Regions from separate parts of the Homo sapiens genome. Here all the other regions are linked to region 3. A link is a contact called in ENCODE Hi-C or POLR2A ChIA-PET data. All regions are on one chromosome and are shown on one strand. The core of a region is the stretch at or near the end of the contact, and the rest is flanking DNA. Distances in the headings are between cores, read along the strand shown. Region 1 has its middle 40 kb from the start of REL-DT. Region 2 overlaps PUS10 (pseudouridine synthase 10). Region 3 has its middle 160 kb from the start of XPO1. Region 4 holds the start of PEX13 (peroxisomal biogenesis factor 13). Region 5 holds the start of SANBR (SANT and BTB domain regulator of CSR). Region 6 holds the start of PAPOLG (poly(A) polymerase gamma). Region 7 has its middle 88 kb from the start of MIR5192.

Region 1 (3,116 bases), core at 43-2,542, 850 kb before region 3:
CAGTTCTTAAACCTGAGCATGCATCAGAAACACAGGGGGCCTTGTGAAAATGGGTGGCTGGGCACCACCTCCAGGGTTTTTGATATAGTAGTACTGAGGTAGGCCTCAAGAATTTGCATTTCTTGGCTGGGCATGGTGGCTCATACCTGTAGTCCCAGCACTTTGGGAGGCTGAGGCGGGTGGATGGCTTGAGGCCACGAGTTCCAGATCAGCCTGGCCAACATGGTGAAACCCCACCTCTACTAAAAATACAAAAATCAGCTGGGCATGGTGGCAGGTGCCTGTAATCCCAGCTACTCGGGAGGCTGAGGCAGGAGAATCACTTGAACCCAGGAGATGGAGGCTGCAGTGAGCCGAGATGGAGCTACTGCACTCCAGCCTGGGCAACAGAGTGAGACCCTGTCTCAAAAACAATAAATAAAATAAAGAATTTGCATTTCTTTTTACTCATTCATTTATGAGCAGGGAAGTGGTGGAGTGGGGGCAGTGGGGGGCGGTCTCACTATGTTCCCCAGGCTGGTCTTGAACTCCTGAGCTGAAGAATTCTCCCACCTTAGCCTCCTAAAGCACTGGGATTACAGGCACAAGCCGCCAGGCCTAGCGGAGTTTGCATTTCTTTTCTTTTCTTTTTTTTGAGACGGAGTCTTGCTCTGTCACCCAGGCTGGAGTGCAGTGGCGTGATCTCGGCTCACTGCAAGCTCCGCCTTCCGGGTTCACGCCATTCTCCTGCCTCAGCCTCCCGAGTAGCTGGGACTACAGGTGCCCACCACGCCCAGCTGATTTTTTGTATTTTTAGTAGAGACGGGGTTTCACTGTGTTAGCCAGGATGGTCTCAATCTCCTGACCTCGTGATCCGCCTGCCTCGGCCTCCCAAAGTGCTGGGATTACAGGCGTGAGCCACCGTGCCGGGCCCAGAGTTTACATTTCTAACAAGATCCCGTGTGATACACATTTTAAGAACTGCTGGCTTAGAACATCCCTCATGACTGTGAGTGGTCCCTCACTGGCTTCACATGAAAGTTGATGGTTACAAAATTCAAGATGAAACAACCATGATAGGCCTTCTAAGCAGGTATTTTGTGAGTTTAAATGAAAAGAGATCCACATGCCTTATTTAGATAATGAAGATAAGGATAGCTAACATTTATTAATCTTTTCTCTTTGTAACACACTAAGGGTATAACACACATTATCTCACTTGGCATCTGGCATGGGCAGCAGTGTTGGTGTTTGATGTTTGGCTGAGGAGCCAGACTTGTGTGCGTGCTGGGAGGGGGTGTTTTCGGTGCACTGTTGTGGTCTGCAGAGGTACCTGCATGCCAGGCCAAACTGTCCCTCAGGAAACACCTTTAGATCTAGACTAGCAGACGCTAGAGGCCCGAGTTCTGCTTCACAGAGTCTGCAGGAAATAAATGAAAGAAGTTGAGGGCAGGTGTTAACAATCATCTGTTTCAACCGCAAAAGTACCTGAATATAGAACAGAATTTGTCAAGCCTGGCGCACAGCAGGAGCACCTGGATGCCCGGGACCCATCCACAGAGGGTGTGATTAGATTGGCCTGGAGAGACACCTGGGCACAGGCATTTTTAAGAGCTCCCCAGCCAGGGTTGAGAAACACTGGTACAGGTTTGATTGCAGCAAGATGAATCGGGTTGGCTGAGGAAGGGAAGGGGCAGAGACCAAATTGAACAAAACAAAACATCTATTCCCAGACTGGATCTCTCTTAAGCATTTGCCAAATTGGTTTTGTGCTATCCTTTAGAACAGTGGTCTTCAAATTTAGTATGCATCAGAGTCACCTTGAGGTTTCCTTAAAGCAGATTGCTGGACCTACCCCCAGAGTTTCTAATTTAGCAGGTCTGGGGTGGGCTCAAGAATTTGCATTTCTAACAAGTTCCCAGGTGATGCTGATACTGCTGGTCCCAGAAGCCAGTTTCTTTGCTATTAAGACCTTCATTGCAACATACAGAAGGATGCCTATATTTCTTATTTTCTACTTATTCTCAACTCTTTTTTACTGAAGCAAAAAAATACAAACAAAAGTGAAAACAGGCCGGGCGCGGTGGCTCATGCCTGTAATCCCAGCACTTTGGGAGGTGGATCACCTGAGGTCAGGAGCTTGAGACCAGCCTGGCCAACATGGTGCAACTCCACCTCTACTAAAAATACAAAAAGTAGACGGACATGGTGGCATGTGCCTGTAATCCCAGCTACTCAGGAGGCTGAGGCAGGAGAATTGATTGAACCCAGGACGCAGAGGTTGCAGTGAGCCGAGATGGCACCACTGTACTCCAGCCTGGACGAGAGTGAGATTCCACCTCAAAAAAAAAAAAAAAAAAAAAAAAAAGTGAAAACATGTGAAATCATTCATAATCCGATGATAGCCACAGTAGATGGCTTTTTTTTCCCACATAATACATATGTATGTATACAGATTTTCTTTCAGAAATTATAATGGTCATATGAAGAATGTGTTTGCATCTAGAAAGACATTTGTGCATTATTTCAAGGTCCTTATATAATCTATATAATACACAAAATCTATATAATTTTTGCTATGAGTTTAGAATTATAACAAAGTTTATTTCTTTTGATAATATCTTCAATATTATGTAATAAAAATAACTTTAAAAATCTATATCTAGCTATTTTAACAAATGTTAAAGAGGCCACAGTCTTGTTAAAATGCTATTTAAGTTGAGGTCTAGTGGTATTATTTTGGTAAAACCCCTGATTTGTTAAAATTGTAGTAGGATCTTTTATCAAGCTACATAGCTTGACCCATAAATGTTTTTCATTTATGAAACCAGAATATCTCCACAGAGGAGATCCATAGAAAAAAGAAATCAGAATAAAGTCAGGAGATACTAAAGGGTCTCCACGTTTATAAGCCTTTTCTTAATTGAGAATAGTCGCGAATAGCGAAGACTAAGAGTGGCATGCATTCAGAATTTGTCCCTCACATGTAGGACAAGAGTTAGAAAACCAGCCCACACCACCTGGCAGATGATGGCACAATTGGATGTGGTTGTTTAATTTGTAGGCTAAGAGATTATAGTATTAAAAGGAAGACAGAAAAGAATTTAAACTAGGCCACTACAGTAAAACACAAAAAT
Region 2 (3,489 bases), core at 337-2,836, 700 kb before region 3:
GATAAAAGTATTTATTTTTATTTGAGAGAGAGAGTCTCACTCTGTCATCCAGGATGGAGTGCAATGGCTCAATCTTGGCTCACTGCAGCCTCAACTTCCTGGGCTCAAACAATCCTCCTATCTCAGCCTCTTGAATAGCTGGGACTACAGGCATGCACCACCATGTCCAGCTAATTTTTTATTTTTTGTAGAAATGGGAGTACCAATTTAATTAGTACTTTTAAGAGTAAAGGAAAAACTGTAAATGCATAACTTCTAAGATAATGATATGTGTGAGGGGGTAGAATTCAAACAGAAAAATAATCCAAAAGAATTCTCATTATCCCTAATTCTGTTTAACAATGTACTAGCGATCTTAGCCAATGCAACAAAGCAAGAAAAAGAAATAAATATTACGAAAATTGGAGGGGAAAAGTCATTGTGCACAGACCATATGACCTCCAATTTAACGTGGTAGGGGACACCTCCCTGGGGCCAGACCAATAAAGCAGTAACTGAAATATCAGTTGCTGCATGCCACCTAAGAAACAAGTTGCAGATTGAATGTTACTCAACAGAAGCACTTTTTTTTTTTTTTTTTGAGACAGGGTTTCGCTCTGTCACCCAGGCTGGAGTATAGTGGTGCGATCTCAGCTAACTGCAACCTCCACTTCCTGGGTTCAAGCGATTCTCCTGCCTCAGCTTCCAAGTAGCTGGGACTACAGGTGCCTGCCACCACACCCAGCTAATTTTTACATTACATTTTTAGTAGAGACGGGTTTTCGCCATGTTGACCAAGCTGGTCGTGAACTTCTAGCCTCAAGTGATTCCCCTGTCTTAGCCTCCCAAAGTGCTGGGATTATAGGCATAAGCCACTATACGCAGCCAGAAGTACCTTAATACATGTCTACATTTAAAAAAAAATGTTTTGGAATACAAATTTAGCATTCATGACTAGCTACTGATTTACTCAATAGGGCATGAGTGCACATGCCCACTCCACAACAGGTCATGAATTTCTGTGATGCTTTCAGAATATGAAAGTCTCACTAAAATCACCAACTCACGATTTCTAATATGAATTTCTAGTGATAATACTAAAGGAATATCAGATAATCAATACACATCATAACACCCCAGCCTCACAGAAAATTTAAATCCTGGATGTGAACTAAATTCTAAATAGAAATCACTTCATATTATGCTTCTTAATATAAGACTAAAAGGGCTATTTATGTTAATACCTTTGCATCTATTTTATTATTTCATTTCCTTTTATATGGCTCATGACCACATTTAAATAAAATCCATTTTATTTTTTCCCCACACAAGTTAGTTCCCCTCACATTATCTTTACTCAGCTACTGGCAATAACATTTTAACAACCAGTTTAGAGAGAAACTTAGATTCCACCAGAAAAAAGAATCAAAGGTTTTGATCATACTCGATACCGCAACATTTACTTACACAAGTAGCTTTCAAATTATAATTTAATGAATACGATATATGGCTCTTTAATTTGCCATGGATTTAATTTTTAAAGATAAAAAACTAGCCCTCTGCAAGTACGTGCTGAGCACTCTTGCCCTGGCTCTGGAGACTGCCATATATCCAGCTGATCTCTGACGCACTAATTGTGAAACCAAAAGCTACACACAATAAAAAGGAAGTAGCCCTGTGAAATGTCAATCCAGTGCTCAACTAGGGTTTTTTACATCAGAGTTTTATAAATTATGAAAGTGTCCAGGCCAGGCGCAGTGGCTCACACCTGTAATCCGAGGACTTTGGAAGGCTGAGGCAGGCAGACCACAAGGTCAGGAGATTGACACCATCCTGGCCAACATGGTGAAACCCCATCTCTACTAAGAATACAAAAAAATTAGCCAGGTGTGGCGGCACATGGCTGCAGTCCCCGCTACTTGACAGGCTGAGGCAGAAGAATCACTTGAACCCGTGAGGTGGACGTTGCAGTGAGCTGAGATCATGCCACTGCACTCCAGCCTGGGAGACAGGGTGAGACTCTGTCTCAAAAAAAAAAAGAAAAAAAGAAAGGTCCAAATTGACTGGAAAATATGTATTACATTAAGAAAAACTGGATAACTTTGCATAATAAACATAATGGCAAGGAGAAAGATACTCAGTTTTTTAAGACAAAATTCCCAGCTAAACATTTCCACCTGGGGCCTTGAATGGTATCTAGTCTAGAAAACAGATTCCACTAGTATTGATCCTGTATTAATATCAGTGAGGAAAAATATATTCAGTTTTATTTAAAAGGGAAGATTTGTAAAAATAACTTTCAATATTTGGAGCAGTAAAACCTAATTTTAAAAAGGAGGAGCAGCTGTAGCACTGCAATTGATTGACACTTTTTTTTTTGAGATGGAGTCTTGCTCTGTTGCCCAGTCTGGAGTGCAGTGGCGCGATCTCGGCTCACTGCAAGTTCCGCCTCCCATGTTCACGCCATTCTCCTTTCTCAGCCTCCCGAGTAGCTGGGACTACAGGCGCCTGCCACCAAGCCTGGCAAATTTTTTGTATTTTTAGTAGAGATGGGGTTTCACCCTGTTAGCCAGGATGGTCTCGATCTCCTGACCTCGTGATCTGCCTGCCTCGGCCTCCCACAGTGCTGGGATTACAGGCGTGAGCCACCGCGCCCGGCCAGATCGACACTTCGTAACTGACAAACCTGGCCAAAGACTATTTTGCTGGTCCTTCCTTCTGCTTGGAGGGAAGAAAGTAGTAGTACTATTCCTTAAGAAAGAGGTTTCTGACAATGAGTTTGGATGTGTCTGACTTCAAGGTAGCACTTGCCACCTAGCCCCCTCTTCTTGGACATTTGGACATATCCATGACAAAGGATGTGGCTAAAAACTTCATTGGGACTTCCACCTCCAATTAAGGGACTTCACCATCATAATTCATCATCACACATACATGCATCAATCTTCCTCAGAGCAAAAAAAAAAAAGGAAGTCAAAAATAGCTCCTCACAAAAATGACTTGAAATTCCTGAATTTTAAGATAGGTGCTGTAATAAAATATTTGACTCAAAACATCTTTGCACCTATTCCAGTCATCTGATAACAAAACCTGAACATAAATGTGATGGGAAAGTGCTAAAATTGTAATTTAAATTTTATTTCCAGAGTTATCATTTTAGAGAATCACAAAATAAACTGGTGGTTTACCATTACTCTTTTTAAATGATCACACTTGTTAAATAATTATGAGAGTTCTGGTTTCATATTTTTACCAAGAATCCTTTCCCTAACCTTGAAGATACTGGACCATTTGGAGAAAGAAAATACTAAAGTCAAAACCTAGGCTAAGTCCCACTTATAACACAGAAAGACAATAACCCTTTTGAAATCTGACCAAGGCCGGGTGCAGTGGCTCACGCCTATAATCCCAGCATTTTGGGAGGCTGAAGCAGGCGGATCACCTGAGGTCAGGAGTTTGAGACCAGCCTGGCCAACAAGGCAAAACCCTGTCTCTACTAAAAATACAAAA
Region 3 (3,421 bases), core at 812-3,311:
TGCATACCCAATAGCAAAAGTGTCTGATCCGTTCAGTGCCCTGCACTTTGAAGATATTTTTGTTAGATAGGTGTGGTATCACATACTTCCAATGTTGTTTCCAATTCTGTGTATGCTTGTTCCAAGACAGACTTTCATGACCCTAACCCATGGTAGCTTCCTGCTTGATATTTATATACATCTGTACTGAAGTTTGGAAAGGTCACTTGAATGAACAATGCTTGACAGTGGTGTCACCAACCTTTCAATATGTATGTTAATTATAAATAAAGGCATATCTTTATACATAAACTTTTTGAGGCAGAGTCTTGCTCTATTGCCAAGGTAGAGTGCAGTGGTACGATCTCAGCTCACTGCAAACTCTACCACCCGGGTTCAAGCGATTCTTATGCCTCAGCCTCCCAAGTAAGTAGAACTACAGGCATGTGCCACCACGCCCAGCTAATTTTTGTATTTTTTGTAGAGATGGGGTTTCACCATGTTGGCCAGGCTGGTCTCGAACTCCTGAACTCAGGTGATCCACCTGCCTTGACTTCCCAAAGTGCTGGGATTACGGGCATGAGCCACCACGCCCAGCCTTTATATATAAACTTTCATGTATGAAATCATAATGTGGTTTCTTTGACGAGTTTTATAACATCACTCATTCTGCATGATTTTAAAAAATCAGCTTTACTGGGTTATGATTTACATTAAATGTACCCATTTACCTGTACAGTTTGATACACTTAGATAAATGTACACACCTGCATTCTGTATGATTTGGGGGAGACAGGTGACCTGAGTTCAATCCTAAACTGATAATTTACTAATCATGTGACCTTGGGCAAATTACCTTAACTTCTGAAAGCCCTGGTAAAAATCCCACTTGATAATAAAATCGAGTCCAGGATAATAAAATAAAAATCAAGTGGGAGTACTTTTCACTCTGTAACCAACTACTGCTGAATTATTCTTTTCCTTTTTTTGGACAGTCTCACCCTGTCACCCAGGCTGGAGTGCAGTGTTGTGATCTCTCCTGGGCTCAAGCGATCCTCCCGTCTCAGCCTCCCAAGTAGCTGGGATTACAGGCGTGCACCACCATGCCCAGCCTGAGATAGCTTCTGTAATTATTCTAGCACAATGCTAAGCACTTGCAGCAGGTGAGTGGTTTGTTTCCTTTACACTCCCTACAAGAAATGTGAATGCAATGCTCTTCAGTTTTGGAGAACACAGGCAAACAACTGTATGTGCTAAATCATCTGACTTCATTTTGATCACAAGGGCTTCCACCAGCCAATGAATACTTGCTGTGAATGCTGCCCAATGTCGGGCCTGAGGAAAACCAGACAGTGGCTTCATGTCATTTTTTAAATCATGTCTGATATATTTCATTGGAGCTTTTCCCCCCCAATACCCAAAGAGATACCCAAAGAGAACTCTGAAAACACCAATACCCCAATTTCCTGCTTTGTGCCTGCATTTCTCTAAATATTTCCATCTGAACTTTGTCTGCGAGTATTAGGTCAGATGTCTACTGTAATTACCAGGCATCCTGGGGACTGTAATTAAAAGGCAGTTTGAAATGACTGACACTTTGATGGTGATTCTAGCCATTTCTATTTTCTGACAACGAATCTTCCTCAAAAATTTTACTGCCCCCTCATGTCCTTGCTCCCTGATTTTTCTTCAGTTAGGCACTCCGTAATTCAGCAGCATTCTTTTCTTTCCACAATTTATCTCCCTACTCCCCTTCTCATCACTTGGGTCCGGCCGGTGAGCAAGGAGGAAGAAACCCAAAGGGATCTTCAGGGTCCGCGCCCCGCAAAAGGTCTCACAGCAGAGACGTACAGGAGAGGTGACCCAACCCCCGGACCTGGATGGGGCCCTTATGGGAAAAACCCCGTGTTTGCTTCAGGCCATTCTATGCGGCATCCACGAGGTCTGTGGGCCAGCGGCACGGCGCGGCCCTGTCCCCCAAAAAGGAGGAGAGGCAGGAGGAAGAGGAAGTGGCCGTACAGGCCGAAGCCTTGTGGAGCCTCAGTGCGGGGCTTGGCCAGGTCCTAGGGGGCGTGGCCTCGGAGGCGAAAGCGCAGGGCGGGGCCGAGGTGTAGGAACCGGGAGGGGCCTCGTGGGGGGAGGAGACTCGTGGGGGCGGGGCCCAAGGGAGGCGGGGTGGGGCGGGGCCGCGGCCAGAGGAAGCCCCTCCCGGTTTCCCTTGACAGGGTCACCTGCCTGCAAGCCACCTGCGCTCCCCTTCCTCTCCCACAGCCTACATGACCAGTGTGGGTCGCCAGCCTGAGCGAGGGTGCTCAGGTGGTTTCTACTCTCATTTTCACTTTCCAGTGCCGCTGCCGACTTGGAGGGGAGAAAGGGGCGGGGCAAACCCTGGTTTCGCCCCCCCGCCCTCAGGCTGGCTGCCACGCGGGGGCGCAGTCAGGGGGTCTGCGCTGTGTGGGTAGGGGGTCTTCAGGGCTGCCCCTCCGCAGTGCCACCCTAAGCCAAGATTCCCACCCCTGAGGCAATCCAGGATGAAATGCACACTGGCTGGGGTCATGTTAAGTAACAGAAGTATTCCCAGGCCCCAGCTATCTAAAAATATTCTTCCAGCTTAACGGGTTAGTTGCCTTTTTTTTTTTTTTTTTTGTATTTTGTTTTTTCCTTTAAGTAGAAAACTGGACCCTGAGAAATACGTACGGCCAGGCTAACCTGTGAGCAGCAGGACATGGCACACCCTGGGAAGCGAAGACAAGGTTCTCCCTCCCTCCCAATTGCTCATATGTGACATGGGTCCTCTCTCAGCGGCTCCCTGCACAGGATTCTTTTTTCAGAGAGGCTATTCCATTTCTCTAGTTTTGTGACACCCTCTTCACTGAATTCCTTCACTTTAGCTTAAGTCTTGATTGTGTCACCTACCCCAATGCTAGTCTAAAGGACTAAAGAGAGTAAGCCTTTCGAGGAAAGAAAGAAAACTATATAATTGCTTTTTATGTATTCGGTTTAACCAGCCAACTTCTGTGCTACACGGTGGGAAAACAAAGACATATATGACACAGAAAAGTAACTATACTCCAGCATTATACATTTAATAACAAAAACATATGGTAGACACAAAGGTAGAATAGGTGAGGGGGTGACTAATTTCATGAGATATGGGGAATGGGAGCCTAAGAAAAAGTTTTGGCCGGGCGCGGTGGCTCGCGTCTGTAATCCCAGCACTTCGGGAGGCCGAGGCGGGCAGATCACTTGAGGTCAGAAGTTCAAGACCAGGCTGGCCAACATGGTGAAACCTCGTCTCTACTAAAAATACAAAAATTAGCCGAGCGTGGTGGCGCGTGCCTGTAGTCCCAGCTACTGGGGAGGCTGAGGCGGGAGAATTGCTTGAACCCAGGAGGCGGAGGTTGCAGTGAGCCAAGATCGAGCCATTGCACTCCAGCCTGGG
Region 4 (3,528 bases), core at 770-3,269, 680 kb before region 3:
TAAATAAATAAATAAGATCTGTGTGGTCAAGGTCAAGTCATTACTATTTACTAGTGATCTGGATCCCTTTTCCCAGCCCATTTAATCTACTTTGATGCAGAGAAGAGATCGGATGCTGTGAGGGGCGAATATAAGCATTTACAGTGCATCTCTGACTACATACACAGAGAAACTGTTTCTGTTTCACCTGTTACTCTAAGTTATTTTTTCTCCATTAGTTAAGGTCAAGAATTTTACTTAATTCAGAAGTAACATTTAACTCAAAAAGAGACAGAAGAAATACACCCTCTTCCAATAAATCAATAAGCACTTTAAAAGGACACTTAATGAAGATTTCCCTCGATACTTAAATAGCTATATTAAAATTTATTTTATTTTCCATGGCTAGAAGACAATGTTTATTTTTCCAGTAAGTTCACAAGAACAAAGGTATCATGCAAAGTAAATAAATGACACATTACAATCTCCTGGCTCTGAGAAGTTCCCAAACCTGATTGATGAGAATTACAAAACTTCCAGTCCTGAGTAATTTGAAGAGGTCTAAAAATAGACCCCAAAAAAGACCTCTTTTGAATGTGTGTTAATAAACGAGCTATGAATTTACAAACCTCTCAACATCATTTTCACCTACCAACAATTTATCAACTTCTCAAGAATGTTAACATTAAAAGGAGAAAATACGTTACGTCTTAAATTTGGTTTTTTCATCGTGAGATAATTAAATGCCAGGATTTCATAAGATATTAGAAATCGGTTGTCCATATTAGATTTATTATGTTTGAAAGCAAGCCCTGAGAAAGGCATTCCACAATGTAAGTTTTCCAGTGTTGGTTACCCTCAAGATGTTTGCTTTTCGTTTATGTGTTTGTTTTATAGAAATAACTCTGTAACAAGTTGCTACAAAGCCGCCTTTCATGTGTCAGGCTCCCTAGGAGGACTGAATCCCTCCTCCCCAAATCAAGGATAACTAGCCCAGTCTCTGGCTTACTGGAGGAGAGGAAGGACTTTATTTTCACCTCTTGGACGATTACAAAAACCAGTCATCGAAAACGAGAAAAGGGGCAGGGTATAAGAAAAACTAGCGAAATGACCAGACTGAGTCTCATATCCTAAGATCTTTTAAAACTCATTTCCCTACCGAAGGGTGTCATTCGTAACGCGGCGTGGGGCTGGGGGTGTGGATTTACGGAGAAAGAGGTGATCACACTTCACTGGGCTTCTGAAACATTCAGCTCTGGAATCTACTGTGGACTCTTGAAAAGTTCATCCCGAGATCTAACCTCAAGCCTCAGTTTTCGCCAAGCAAGCCCTTCCCCCTTCGGTCAGGTGCAACAAACTTCCCACTCACCCCTCCTTTGCTAACAAAGCCGCTCCAGCAGGAGAGAAACGAACTCTCTCCCGCCACACCTCTTTTGCACCCAGTCTGCACTCCTTCACCTCTTACCTACCCGCCTCACCTTCTCCCCAGACGCCGGAGCCTGAGATTTAACCCCTTCCGGCCCTCGAAGGGAAGAGGGAAGACTAAAGACAACGCACCTATTGCGTCTAGCAATTCTGTTCCCCGAGGAAACGTGCGTTTTAGAACAAAAGTACCAGCCCGCTCTCGCTAGGACTAAGTGAGCTTCTCCCTTCTTGTTTGTAGAGGAAATCCGAAAAACTGCCTGGTTTGCCACCTCACCCTACCTCCCCCACGAGCGAAGGAGTGCGTGCGGCTTTACTCCCAGCCCGACTGGTCCACTCCCAGAAAAGCCTCGGTGGGACTCCGACGTCTAGGGAGTTGTAGCCGCTACCAGAAATATCGATGAGCCTTTACCCTGAGGTTTAGAAAGGCAGCTCTTTCTGGGGCAAATACAAAGAGCGTGTTTCTTCCTACAAATTAGTGGCATCCTCCCGCTGTATGGATTCAGCTGGCAAAGTAACTCAAGCCTTGTCCTGACTGCAAGGGTGGGCGGGGTGGACGGCTCGGTGTTCTGCCCGTTGTGTCTTACGCTCCAGGTGCTGGTCTACGCGGGCCTGGACAGTCAGGGGTAGGAGCGGGAGCCGAGAGGAGGCGGAGGAGATGGCGTCCCAGCCGCCACCTCCCCCCAAACCCTGGGAGACCCGCCGAATTCCGGGAGCCGGACCGGGACCAGGACCGGGCCCCACTTTCCAGTGAGTGTGGGATTCTTCAGGCTGTGAGTTTAGTGGGCCCGAGCGGGGACTTGGCAGGAGGCGGTTGTAGCGGTTGTTAGTGGAGGTATTCCCTTCCCCCCTTTAACCAATACCCAACCTTGGGGATAGGGGCCGAGGTGGAGCTGGGGCGCTTACCAGTGGGGACTTTAGTGTCTCACAGCTGTTTCTGACCCGGCAGCTCTAATCAGCAACGTTTTTTTCGGGAGCTCCTGGGCGTCTCTCTGGGTCTCTGTGCTTGAAAGAAAGGGGGGCGGCTTCCTACCTACCGCTTCTGTTTTCACTTTGACAGAATGGCTTCTCTATCTTTAAAGCGTAGACTTTGGTCTGTAGCAGTTGAGAGCGGCATTTGTCCAGCCACGGCATCGACAGGGAGCAAAGTCTCTCCTTAAAGGTGTTAACCTCTCGAGAAGTTGCTGAAAGCCGGAAAGGTTTTACGCAACAGGAACTCAAGCCCCGTACACTTTGCATTCTTTTCCAGCATAACTCAGCCAGTGTTTCGGATCGAGATTGGAGAAGCAACTTTAAAGCAGGAGTTCTAGATCTGAGGCCTATGGATGGACTTTGTGTGCAAAATAGTGTATTTTTCTGAGGCCTGTATTTTTTTTTTGTTTGGTTTTTAATCAGTATCAGTTGGTTTCTAGGACTTTAAAAAGGCTAAAACATGCAGAGTTGGGAGTGTTTCGTGGCCTCGTGTGGCTTTTGTTTGGTAGTGCTGGACATCTTAATTCAGATAGGTGTGATTCAAATGTCAAATCACCTACTATTGTAGGTTTTCCTAAGCGTAAAAACCCCAACATATTGGAATGTATTTCTGCTGTATTCTGAAATCTTTTATTTAAACACTAAAATGCTTTAACACAGTAACGACTTAGTTTAATAAGGATATATACATAACAAGTAATAAGTTTGATTAGGCTGGTAAGCCACGGTGACATTATCTGCTACCTTTTTTTTGAGTGGGTTCTTTTTTCCCCATTTAGGCTGCTTGTCGAATGAGAGAGGTTTTATTTTTTGCATCTGTTAAAGTTCTTTTTATGTAAAATTAACCATTTTCCCACTTTATCGTGAAATATTTTAAACACAGAGACCAGTAGAGAGTAAGATAATACCTATATATTCACTACTCAACTTTAAACAGTGTTAACATTTGCCAGACTTATGTCGAATTTTTCAAAATAAAAGACGGCTAAACTCTCCCATTCTTCTTTATAGTGGTGACTATTGTCCTTATTTGGTGTTTCGCATACCCAGTAATGTTTTTATATTTTAGTACTTAGGTTTGTGCTATTTATATGCATTTTATATCTAAAACTTAACAATGTAACAATAATATATATTTTATATCTAATTACATGT
Region 5 (3,277 bases), core at 42-2,541, 630 kb before region 3:
TAAATCCCAGTTACTCAGGAGGCTGTGGTAGGAGAATCGCTTGAAGGGAGGTGGAGGTTGCAGTGAGCCCAGACGGTGCCACTGCACTCCAGCCTGGGCAACAGAGCAAGACTCCATCTCAAAAAAATAAAAAAAGAATTTACCTGACTTAACCTAACATCTTATGATACGACACTTGCCTAACTTTATTTTTATTTTTATTTTTGACAGGGTCTCACTCTGTTGCCCAGCTTGGAGTGCAGTGGTGCAAACATAGCTCATTGGGGCCACCACGCCCAGCTAACTTAAAAAAAAAACAACTTTTTTTTTTTTTTGGTAGAGACAGGGTTTCACTTTGTTGTTCAGGCTGTGCTCAAGCAATCCTCTCGTCTTGGTCTCCCTAAATGCTGGGATTATGGGATTACAGGTGTGAGCCACCGCACCCAGCCACTTTAATGTCTTTGTGGAACAAAAATCGTAAAAGATCTGCAGAAAGTCACAGGATGATACAATTGGTAAAAACTCCTGACATTCTGTACAGTGAACCACTTAATCTCTACTTAATCATCAGATCTCGTAGTAATTATTCATTTGGTTAAGGCTTTACTTTTTCTGTTCTTTCTAATCCTAACATTTAATTTTGGTTCTCAGAATAGACCAAGTGGAAATTAGATAGAAATGTTGACATGTAGCAGTTACCCTACAATATTGAGCCGTTTGCATTTTACTAGATGCCCAATAGTAGTGTTCCTCACAATAACACACACACACACACACACACACACACACACACACCCTATTAATGTATGAAAACCGAATTTGTAATCCAGAGCTATTTACATTTTTAAAGAGCTACCTCCTGGTAAAGACACTTCAGGTCCTTACCCAAAGACCTTGGTCTAAAAGATACTTTCGGTGTCCCTCATCATGCGATCTTTCCGCTCTACCTAAGCGGTGTACCAAATGATCTGCACCAAGAACAATTTCATCCATTCTTTAATCTTTTATCTCCTGTATATCCCCCTTTCTTCTGGACTCAGGGTTGGTCACCTAAGATCAGGCTCCTAGGATCTGGTTGCTAAGAGACAAGACGCTGGGAGGGTGGGGACGCTGCACTGCGACAAGCCTGGGAGTGTATGCCAGAGGAGGAAGGAGAAGCAGCAGGCAAGGCAAGGCGACAGTCAGCCGCCGCCGCCCCTCCGGTGCCCTCCCGCCCGGCAGGGGCTCGGCGCTCATTGGCTCCGCCGCTGCGGCGCTGGCCCGCGATTGGCCGGGCGGCGTCGGCTCGGCGGCTCCCCCACCCCTCGGCGCTAGTCTCCGCAGCCGCCTGCAAGCGGGCGGGGGCGGGGTGTGAGGCGCTGCGGACGGGGTTGCGGGCTCGGTAGCGGCAGCTTCAGGGCGCGAGCGCGGGCGGTGCCGACCACTGCAGGTAACAGAGGCGCTGCGAGGGCAGCCGCGGCCCTGTGGAGGTGAGCGAGACGCCGAGGGGGCTCGGGTGCCCACCGCGGGGCGGGAAGTGCGGCATGGGGCGGTACCGCTCACAGCCAGCCGGCTCCCGCCGCGGCTTCCCACCCCGGGCGGGGTCCCACTTGCCCAAACGCCCCCGAACGCCCCCGTGCACAGCCTCAGCCGGCCGCGCCTCGAGCAGCCAGCTGGCCCGCGTCCCGTCACCCGCCCGGTCCATGTCCCTGCAGACCGTCCCGCCCGCGCACAGCGGCGGGAACCCCAGCTTCTGCGCGCCCGGCCGCGCCCCGGGCCTCTGCCCCGCCTCGCTCCCGCTGCCCGGCGCCTTTGTCCGCTCTGCGCCCCTGGAGTTTCTGTGCCTCCACGGGCGGGAGCGGGGCGCGAAGGTCTGGGGGTGCCCCGAGGACGCGCCGCGTAGTGAGCCTCCGGGCCCAAGGTTTGACTGGCTTTGACCTCATGCCGGTTCTGGGATGTGATTTTACTTTCTCCTCCAGCTGACTCCGATCTCCTGTGTGTGCAGAAGTCAGGAAGCCTGGGTACAAGGCTTCTTCCCGGTCCGGGATGACTCGGTGTTACCGCCGCCCTCTGTTAGGCCAGAGGCCTTTGACCTGCCTGCCTGCCTGCCCCACGGGGCCCCCTCTCTTCCCATCTTTCCACTGGCTAAGGGAAAACGTCTCTGTCTCCAAGAGCTTTTTTTTCTATTTGAAATAAGAAAAAAATATATCAGATTCCTGTTGTAGACCTCTATCTGGTGTGGAAGTGACTTAGACTAGTCTTCTTAATTAATACATGTATATTAAATACATAAACCAAGAGAAGGGGGTCGGGGAGGGGAGGGGAAGTATGTTCTTAAAAAATGAAGTCTGTTAAACATATTGGATTTTTATTTTTGGTAAATAACGTATTTTACCTTAAATATTGTCAAGATTTTGATATTTTATGAATGGGAGTGGATTTCATAGTAATTTGAACTTTGAGCTTTTTCTTGTCACCGTTTTTGATAAATTTATACTTTCCTGAATGAGGTGCACTATAACAGCTATTTCGAGATAATTTATGTTTTATTAAGGATTATCCATCAATGCTATGCCTTTTATACTTAAATTCAGACTCTGATTTCTTGGACATTCATTTAACTAGAATTAATGCTGGGGGGTCTTCCCTTGCCTAGTACAGTTGTATAAAGAGAAAGTCAACAGAAAAACTTTTTTCTCATTTGGATGATTTAAAGTACTCTTAAACATGTATAGCATAAATTAGTATCACATTTGAAATGTAAGCTTTTAAGTGTTTGACGTGGGTAATATTTTTGAACTTTTAAATGAATCTTTTTGGAAGTGAAGAGAAATGAGCTCTCAGGGAAGATCCTTGCCCTGAATTCCATTTTAGATTGCTTTCTACCAAGGCCCAAACAAATTATAATAAAACGCCCTGGCCGGGTGCAGTGGCTCACGCCTGTAATCCCAGCACTTTGGGAGGCCGAGACGGGCGGATCACGAGGTCAGGAGATCGAGACTATCCTGGCCAACATGGTGAAACCCTGTCTCTACTAAAAATACAAAAATTAGCTGGGCGTGGTGGTGCGTGCCTGTAGTCCCAGCTACTCGGGAGGCTGAGGCAGGAGAATCGCTTGAACCCGGGAGGCGGAGGTTGCAGTGAGCCGAGATCGCGCCACTGCACTCTGGCCTGATGAGAGAGGGAGCGCCACTCCGTCTTAACAACAACAACAACAACAACGCACTATGTGCTCTAACATGCTTCCCAAATTGTGTGGTATGAAAAGTGATGCAAGTACTAGGCAAACAAGTAGAGATCAGTGCTTTGTTCTCTAGAG
Region 6 (3,198 bases), core at 327-2,826, 940 kb before region 3:
GAGATCACGCCACTGCACCCCAGCCTGGGCAACAGAGCGAGACTCCATCTCAAAAAAACCTCTGCCTCTCGGGTTCACGCAATTCTCCTGCCTCACCCTGCTGAGTAGCCGGGATCACAGGCGCACCACGCACCCAGCTAGTTTTTCTATTTTTAGTAGAGATGGGGTTTCACCATGTTGGCCAGGCTGGTCTCGAACTCCTGACCTCAAGTGATCCACCCGCCTCAGCCTCCCAAAATGTTAGGATTACAGGTGTGATCCACCACACCAGGCCACGTCAGGTTTTTGTTGTTGCTTTTAAGTAGAGATGGGTTTTTGCCATGTTGGCCAGGCTGGTCTTAATAGAACTCATGGCCTCAAGTGATCCACCAGCCTTGGCGTCACAAAGCACTGGGATTGCAGGCAAGAGCCACTGCACCTTGCTCAGGTTTTCAAAAATATGTTTTGTAGTTTTTATTTATTTATTTATTTATTTATTTTTTTGAGACAGGGTCTCCTTCTATCACTCTGGCTGGAATGCAGTGGTGCCATCCTGGTTTCCTGCAGCCTCCACGTCCTGGACTCAAAGAGATCCTCCCACCCCAGCCTCCTGAGTAGCTGGGACTACAGGCATGGGCCACCATGCCCAGCTAATTTTTTTAAAACTTTTTGTAGTGACAGGGTCTCACTATGTTGCCCAGGCTGTTCTCGAACTCCTGGCCTCAAGCAATTCTCCCACCTTGGCCTCCCAAAGTGCTGGGATTACAGGTGTGAGCCACTGTATCTTGCCTCAATAAATATTTTTTAATGAATTAATCAGCAAGTAATCTCCTCTATTTACTGTGACTCTGAGTTATGTTCAAGAGCAAGCAGTTCTTGACTTCCTTTTCTTTGTAATGATTTAGTGCTTGAAATTACTTCTACCTTTCAGCATTTTAAAATTGGTTATTATTTTCTCATTTTCATCCCCACACTCACATCGAACATGATTTCCACTATTTAAAAGTGTAAGATTTTTGTTTCAGCCTGGGATTTATCCTATTGCAAACTGCTAGCTACTATTTTCAACCTCTGTCAGCTAAATGCCAGAATGTCACTAATCAAAGGTGGTACTTAGGGGTGAAGTGAACAGTTAAGCCTCCAATTTACAAGCTTGTTTTTCCCTGGGATACTTGTGTGAAAGTCGTATGTTCCTGGGTGTGACCCTTTCGAGACAAAATCTCAACTGGTGAGTTAATTATGTATAACTATAATTAAATCAAAGATGTAGGATAACGGAGGCGTTGAAATAGTTTTTGCTAGGCAAGGGTGTGACCTTTTTAAAAAATGTATGATATATGCTGCCATTCGAGAGGCAAGGAAAACATATCTCCAAATTTCCTTCCAAGCGGTCTACCGGCATTGACAGTACCGCGGACAAAGGAGAGTACCAAATAAATACTCCTTCGAACCAACGGTATACTGAGAGCCCTGAGCTTGTGGGCGGGGCCCCGGAGCCTCCCGGGACCTAAAGGCAGAGGGGGCGTGGCTGAGGGTGGTCCAGACCTCCAGGGGCGGGGCTGAGACCTGCGAGAGGCAGGCTGGGAAGCGGCGCCATATTGGCGTCGGCCGCGCTGTATTGTCATAAATAGAGCCGGTTTTGTGGTGTTTTCACTACTCGGTTGGATGCCTCAGCCATAGTAAGTGGGAAAGTGAGCGAGCAAGCGAGCTACTAGCGACCGGAGGAAAGTGAACAGGGGGAGAAGGGAACAGCAAGAACAGGACTCCAGAGCGATAAACACTCGCTGGAGAGGGAGACGCAGGAAGCGATGAAAGAGATGTCTGCGTAAGTGGTGGGGGGCGGCGGTTGGGGTGAGGCGGGTAGGGGTGAGCTGAGGTGGTCCGACTGTGTCCTTGTTTCCGTTCCCTGTCCCTTGCGCCCTGCACGCAGCTCGCCGGGATGGTCTCCTTCCCGGCTCCCGGCCGGTCCGCAAGGGCACCTCCCCTAAACCCGGCGGCTCACCTGGCCACCCCTGCACGGACTCGGGGACTCCGGGAGTCCCCAGCTGTCCCGCCTCCGAGGACGCCCTCAGAAAAGGATGAGGAGGGAAAGAGGTGCCTGTGTCCGTAGGGAGAAATTGTCGGTCACTCGCCTGCCCCCAGCACTGTCTGAGCCCGTCTGCTCCTGTCTGCATTGGCGCAAATACCATCCCCCTGCCTCCCCCTCCTCCCTTCCCGACCGGCTGTCTCCAGGTCTTCAGGAGTGAAAGACCTATCGCAGCCCAAGGGTTTCTCTTTCATATGAGGCTACAGTCTTTTCACCGCCGTCCCCACCCTCTCCCTCACCCCCTGCTTCCCCACCTACCCACAACATCTACCGGTCTGTACCTCTTGTTCACACTTTGATAAGTCAGAAACAGTTCCCGTACTTGGCAAGATTTTGTTGTAGCTTCTTCCATTTTGGTCTATTAGGAAATAATTTAAACATGCAGAAAAATGTAGAGAATAACATAAGCATCATTTGTGGAGCCACCACCCATTTCTCCCAAAACGTAACTGTACACACATACACGTACATGCACACACGCACACACACGGTGTGTATATACGTATCTGTGTATTTATTTTAAAAAGAAATCAAGCATTCCAGATACATCTGAAGGACTCTCCTACCTCCTTCTCTGGTCCCAATCATCTCTTGCTCCAGATGTCTCCACAGTCTTGAATTTGATGTTTATCGTTGCTGCCTGTTTTTTATTTTACTTCTTTTTTTTCCGCCCTCGAATCATGGGAGCTGCATGTTTTTTAATGCTATTACTACATACACATGTGTTCATAATAACTGGCATAGTTCTAGTTGTTTTTAAACTTTATATAACTCGTATCACACTTGGAATTCTGTAACTTCTTTAGCACAACATAGTATCTCTGAGCTTTGTTCATGTTAGTATTTTAGTTGTAATTAATTAATATTAATTATTGTATTGTATTCTATTGTAGGAAAACACCCTAATTTAATTCTTTTCCTGTTAGTGACTATTTTATTTCTAAGTTTTTAATGTTACAATGTGACAGTGAACGTTCTTTTAGGTGTCTCTTTGTACGCTTGTAACTAGAATTTCTCTAGGTTGTTTGCCTGTAAGTGAAATTGATGGTTTGAAGGGAATGTGGGATTCTGTTGTTTACTTTCCCCTCCCCTCTAGATGGGGGAAGTTCAGAACCTGGATTTGGAATTTTAGG
Region 7 (3,355 bases), core at 186-2,685, 600 kb after region 3:
AGGTTCTGTCTGAGTGCCAAAGTCAGCAAAGCAGTCCTCTAGGCTCTTCCCACTGAAGAGGTAGAGAAACTTTCTGTCACTTTGAAACTGAAAGTTGCCTAATCTGGGGTCCTTTAAGGACTGCTGTCTCCTCTATATTCCCAGATTTCTCCTGGCTGTTGTCCAGGGCTCTCCTCATTTCTCTGAAGGCCCTGAGCTGCCTGCCACCTGCCAGAGTCCCTGCTACCTGGCGATTACATTTGTCAAGGCAGAAGGCTTCTTGCCTCCTCCGTGTGAGCCCCACCACAGCAGCAGCCCCGTAAGAAGCTAGCTGGTCTGCATCCTAGCAGGACATCAGTGGTTTTGAAAAATATAGGCATTCATAGAAAAGATAGCAGGAAAGAAAACCAGACAGGGCTGTCTGGATCCACAGACCACCCAGATCATCCTCAGACCCACCAGATTCATTCTTGCCCCAGGGTTCCAGACCCATGGCAGGTGGCACAGCCTGGGACCTGGCCTCTCCCTCTAGGTTTCATGGGCACTATTCCCACCGCCATGACTTCGGGTGAGTCCCTCGGCCTTTCTTTTTCTTTCTTTTTTTTTTTTTTTGAGATAGAGTATTGCTCTGTCGCCCAGGCTGGAGTGTAGCGGCATGATCTCGGCTCACCACAATCTCCCCCTCCCGGGTTCAGCTCCCCGTGAGAAGTTCCAGCTCCCCGTGAGAAGTTCCACCATCAGGGACCCTCTCTTGTTTTGTTCAGACTCTGCTTTTCCGCAGCTGGTGTACTGGGGGAAGCCCACAACCCAGGGACGGCAGGTTGCTGAACTGACCCTCTGCCCTAGCCAGTGTCTGAGGTGGAGGCTCTTTCAATGGTCACTTTTTCTGGCTCAAGCCCGTGACGGGAATGCCAGGAACCCACCCAGGGGGAATGAGGTCTCCCAGGATGCTTCTCTGCCCTGCCCAGACACTCAGGCCACAGAGCTGTCACCCCGGTTCCTACCCATACCATCACGTCAGTGGTCTGGGGCTTTCTTGACAATTGTGAACAGAGTTAGGGGTCTGGAGAAAGGGGAGCAGTTGTATTCCTGCCCTCTGCCGTGCTGGTCCCCCACATACCAGTGAGTCCGGGTCTGGGAGTAGAGGCACCTGGGGCACAGGATTGGGAGTGAAGCATGAGAAGGGCATGGAGGAGGGAGGGCAATGAGAGCTTCCCTTCCTTGAAGTGTGCCCGGTGAGGTGTGAATCCAGCAACCCAGGGCAGGGATTGGACGGCTGCCAGAGAACAGTAACCAGAGGAGCTGCACGATACCTGCCCTCCCTGTGGGCGTGGGAAGCAGGCTGGGGCAGGCTGAAGGTCAGGCAGGATGCCCCCACTGGTGGGTGGCTGAGGAGGGTCTTCTGGTTGGCAGCACTGTCGGCCTAGCACTGTGGGGAGGCAGCCAGGGAAACAGAAACCACAGTTCACAGCCCTGACGCAGGCCCTGGGCCCACTGGCTGGAGAGGCCTGAATTATTAACCTCGGGAGAGGCCAGCTGGCACGAAGGCCAAGGGGACTGAATTGACTCCTCCCAGCTCCGTTCAGTCACCTAGGAGGTGAAGAATTCAGCAAGCCCTGGTTCTGGTTGCCCCAGTGTGACCAGCACTGTAAACAGGGCGCCTGGCTGGTCTGGCACAGGCTGCAGCCAGGGCCGTTCGCGCCCCGCCTCCTACCAGCTCCTCCTGGATTTCTCAGGGCTGTGGCCTTTTGTTTACAGGCTCCCGCCTCACCTTCCTCTCCCAGCCCGGAGCCTCTCTGCTGAGCACATGTTTAGCATTCCCTCAGGGCGGCTTTGCTTTTCCCCTTCCCACAAAAGAAGACCCTGCAGCTGCAGACATGCTGTGGTTTCCGGAGCCTTGGCTGTCATGGGGCCAGTCACCAGGGTCCACCTGCACTCAGATGCTGTCCTGGGGGAACTGGCTGGCAAGACCCCTTCCACCCAGCTGGAGGGGTCCGGAGGAGGCCGAATCCACTCCCACATCTGCTCTGGGCTCGCTTTGGAGTTCCCCTCTGAGCAGATAGGGCTAACGTGTCCCATTTCCAATGTCTGAAAAAGAAAGGTCGAGGGGCTGGGCACAGTGGCTGATGCCTGTAATCCCAGCACTTTGGGAGACTGAGGCAGGTGAATCACCTGAGGTCAGGAGTTCAAGACCTGCCTGGCCAACATGGCAAAACCCCATCTCTACTAAAAATACAAACATCAGCCCGGTGTGGTGGTGTGCGCCTGTAATCCCAGCTACTCAGGAGGCTGAGGCAGGAGACTCTCTTGAACCCGGGAGGGGGAGGTTGTGGTGAGCCAAGATCATGCCACTACACTCCAGCTTGGGCGACAGAGCAATACTCTATCTCCAAAAAAAAAAAAAAGAAAAAAAAAAAGAAAAGAAAAAGAAAGGCTGAGGGACTCACCCGAAGTCATGGCAGTTGGAACAGTGCTCATGAAACCTAGAGGGAGAGGCCAGGTCCCAGGCTGTGCCACCTGCCATGGGTCTGGAACCCTGGGGCAAGAATGATTCTGGTGGGTCTGAGGATGATCTGGGTGGTCTGTGGATCCAGACAGCCCTGTCTGGTTTTCTTTCCTGCTATCTTTTCTATGAATGCCTATATTTTTCAAAACCACTGATGTCCTGCTGGGATGCAGACCAGCTAGCTTCCTTAGGACCACAGGACATCCCTGGGCCTCTCCCTTCTTTGATAGCTCAGTTCACTATTTCCTCCCTGGGCACAGCTGTGGGCCTCACATTCCTGTTTCCTTTCCCCTGGGAAATAGGAACAGGAAAATTGTTAGGGAAAATTGTCCAAGACTTGAAAATGGAGCAGAGATTCCTGCAGGTCCTTTGAGTCATGTCAGCCTTGGGCATTGTCTGGCAGGCCTGTTCAAGGAATTACCTGACTTTCTAGGGGTGTAGACCTTTGTCTAACTTGCTATTTACTACTCATTAGGTTATTTTACAACTTTATGACAAAGGCATAGGAAACTGATAGGGTGCAGACTTGTTTTATAGTGACACAAATAAAAGCATTTTAGTGAAAAGGCCAGGGAGGACACTCATTCTATTTTATGGGATGAAATATTGCCCCATAAAAAATTGTAAAAAAAAAAGAAAAGGGGAAAAAAGGCTAAGTCCGGGCACAGTGGCTCACGCCTGTAATCCCAGCACTTTGGGAGGCCGAGGTGGGCAGATCACCTGAGGTCAGGAGTTTGAGACCAGCCTGGCCAACATGGTGAAACCCCCACATCTCTACTAACAATACAAAAATTAGCCGGGCATGGTGGTGGGCATCTGTAATCCCAGCTACTCAGGAGGCTGAGGTGGGAGAATCGCTTGAACCTGGGA

Evidence for each region. A loop is a pair of places that touch in the nucleus more often than their neighbours do. ChIA-PET counts read pairs that join two places held with the same protein, here RNA polymerase II (POLR2A). Pooled maps may share reads with other maps.
Region 1: a map with no recorded cell type shows a loop between it and region 3 (8-fold over the local background). The contact joins two enhancer-like sites. A Hi-C loop is called at or near these places in 4 of 37 single-sample maps with no recorded cell type and 3 of 50 pooled maps.
Region 2: a pooled map shows a loop between it and region 3 (4-fold over the local background). The contact joins two enhancer-like sites. A Hi-C loop is called at or near these places in 1 of 50 pooled maps. POLR2A ChIA-PET finds 5 or more read pairs at or near these places in 4 of 52 experiments (Caco-2, GM12878, WTC11 and 1 more).
Region 4: a loop to region 3 is called in a map of naive thymus-derived CD4-positive, alpha-beta T cell, with 18 times the contacts of the local background. The contact joins the promoter of PEX13 here to the enhancer-like site in region 3. A Hi-C loop is called at or near these places in 1 of 168 maps with a recorded cell type or tissue (naive thymus-derived CD4-positive, alpha-beta T cell), 3 of 37 single-sample maps with no recorded cell type and 11 of 50 pooled maps. POLR2A ChIA-PET finds 5 or more read pairs at or near these places in 3 of 52 experiments (Caco-2, GM12878 and T-cell).
Region 5: a loop to region 3 is called in a map of naive thymus-derived CD4-positive, alpha-beta T cell, with 2.8 times the contacts of the local background. The contact joins the promoter of SANBR here to the enhancer-like site in region 3. A Hi-C loop is called at or near these places in 1 of 168 maps with a recorded cell type or tissue (naive thymus-derived CD4-positive, alpha-beta T cell) and 10 of 50 pooled maps. POLR2A ChIA-PET finds 5 or more read pairs at or near these places in 2 of 52 experiments (BJ and GM12878).
Region 6: a map of B cell shows a loop between it and region 3 (33-fold over the local background). The contact joins the promoter of PAPOLG here to the enhancer-like site in region 3. A Hi-C loop is called at or near these places in 4 of 168 maps with a recorded cell type or tissue (B cell, CD4-positive, alpha-beta T cell and naive thymus-derived CD4-positive, alpha-beta T cell) and 10 of 50 pooled maps.
Region 7: a pooled map shows a loop between it and region 3 (2.8-fold over the local background). The contact joins two enhancer-like sites. A Hi-C loop is called at or near these places in 6 of 37 single-sample maps with no recorded cell type and 4 of 50 pooled maps. POLR2A ChIA-PET finds 5 or more read pairs at or near these places in 1 of 52 experiments (activated naive CD4-positive, alpha-beta T cell).

What each region holds. Positions count from the first base shown.
Region 1 is chr2:60,839,664-60,842,779 of GRCh38, forward strand. No RefSeq gene overlaps it. Among named protein-coding and RNA genes, the nearest start is that of REL-DT, 40 kb to the right of the region's middle. RefSeq lists an enhancer at 1,406-1,825. Within about 2 kb of position 1,293, at least 5 of the 41 ENCODE cell types and tissues checked have a DNase peak (open chromatin) inside an H3K27ac peak, as active enhancers do.
Region 2 is chr2:60,991,450-60,994,938 of GRCh38, forward strand. The region is part of intron 4 of PUS10 (pseudouridine synthase 10); the gene reads right to left. Among named protein-coding and RNA genes, the nearest start is that of PEX13, 25 kb to the right of the region's middle. RefSeq lists an enhancer at 1,497-1,846. Within about 2 kb of position 1,587, at least 5 of the 41 ENCODE cell types and tissues checked have a DNase peak (open chromatin) inside an H3K27ac peak, as active enhancers do; they include GM12878, where a contact is called at or near this core.
Region 3 is chr2:61,692,675-61,696,095 of GRCh38, forward strand. No RefSeq gene overlaps it. Among named protein-coding and RNA genes, the nearest start is that of XPO1, 160 kb to the left of the region's middle. RefSeq lists enhancers at 1,788-1,917, 3,190-3,421 and a silencer at 2,058-2,217. Within about 2 kb of position 2,062, at least 29 of the 41 ENCODE cell types and tissues checked have a DNase peak (open chromatin) inside an H3K27ac peak, as active enhancers do; they include B cell and GM12878, where a contact is called at or near this core.
Region 4 is chr2:61,015,701-61,019,228 of GRCh38, forward strand. It overlaps PEX13 (peroxisomal biogenesis factor 13), which reads left to right and starts at 2,020. Exons shown (of 4, transcript NM_002618.4): 1 at 2,020-2,151. The coding sequence starts at 2,060. It overlaps PUS10 (pseudouridine synthase 10), which reads right to left and starts at 2,555. Exons shown (of 18, transcript NM_144709.4): 1 at 2,308-2,555. RefSeq lists an enhancer at 2,427-2,476.
Region 5 is chr2:61,064,580-61,067,856 of GRCh38, forward strand. It overlaps SANBR (SANT and BTB domain regulator of CSR), which reads left to right and starts at 1,292. Exons shown (of 22, transcript NM_001129993.3): 1 at 1,292-1,448. RefSeq lists silencers at 1,072-1,441, 1,472-1,821, 1,832-1,891 and enhancers at 1,181-1,682, 1,683-2,182.
Region 6 is chr2:60,754,692-60,757,889 of GRCh38, forward strand. PAPOLG (poly(A) polymerase gamma) reads left to right here and starts at 1,577. Exons shown (of 22, transcript NM_022894.4): 1 at 1,577-1,804. The coding sequence starts at 1,788. RefSeq lists an enhancer at 1,493-1,802.
Region 7 is chr2:62,292,321-62,295,675 of GRCh38, forward strand. No RefSeq gene overlaps it. Among named protein-coding and RNA genes, the nearest start is that of MIR5192, 88 kb to the left of the region's middle. Within about 2 kb of position 1,436, at least 21 of the 41 ENCODE cell types and tissues checked have a DNase peak (open chromatin) inside an H3K27ac peak, as active enhancers do.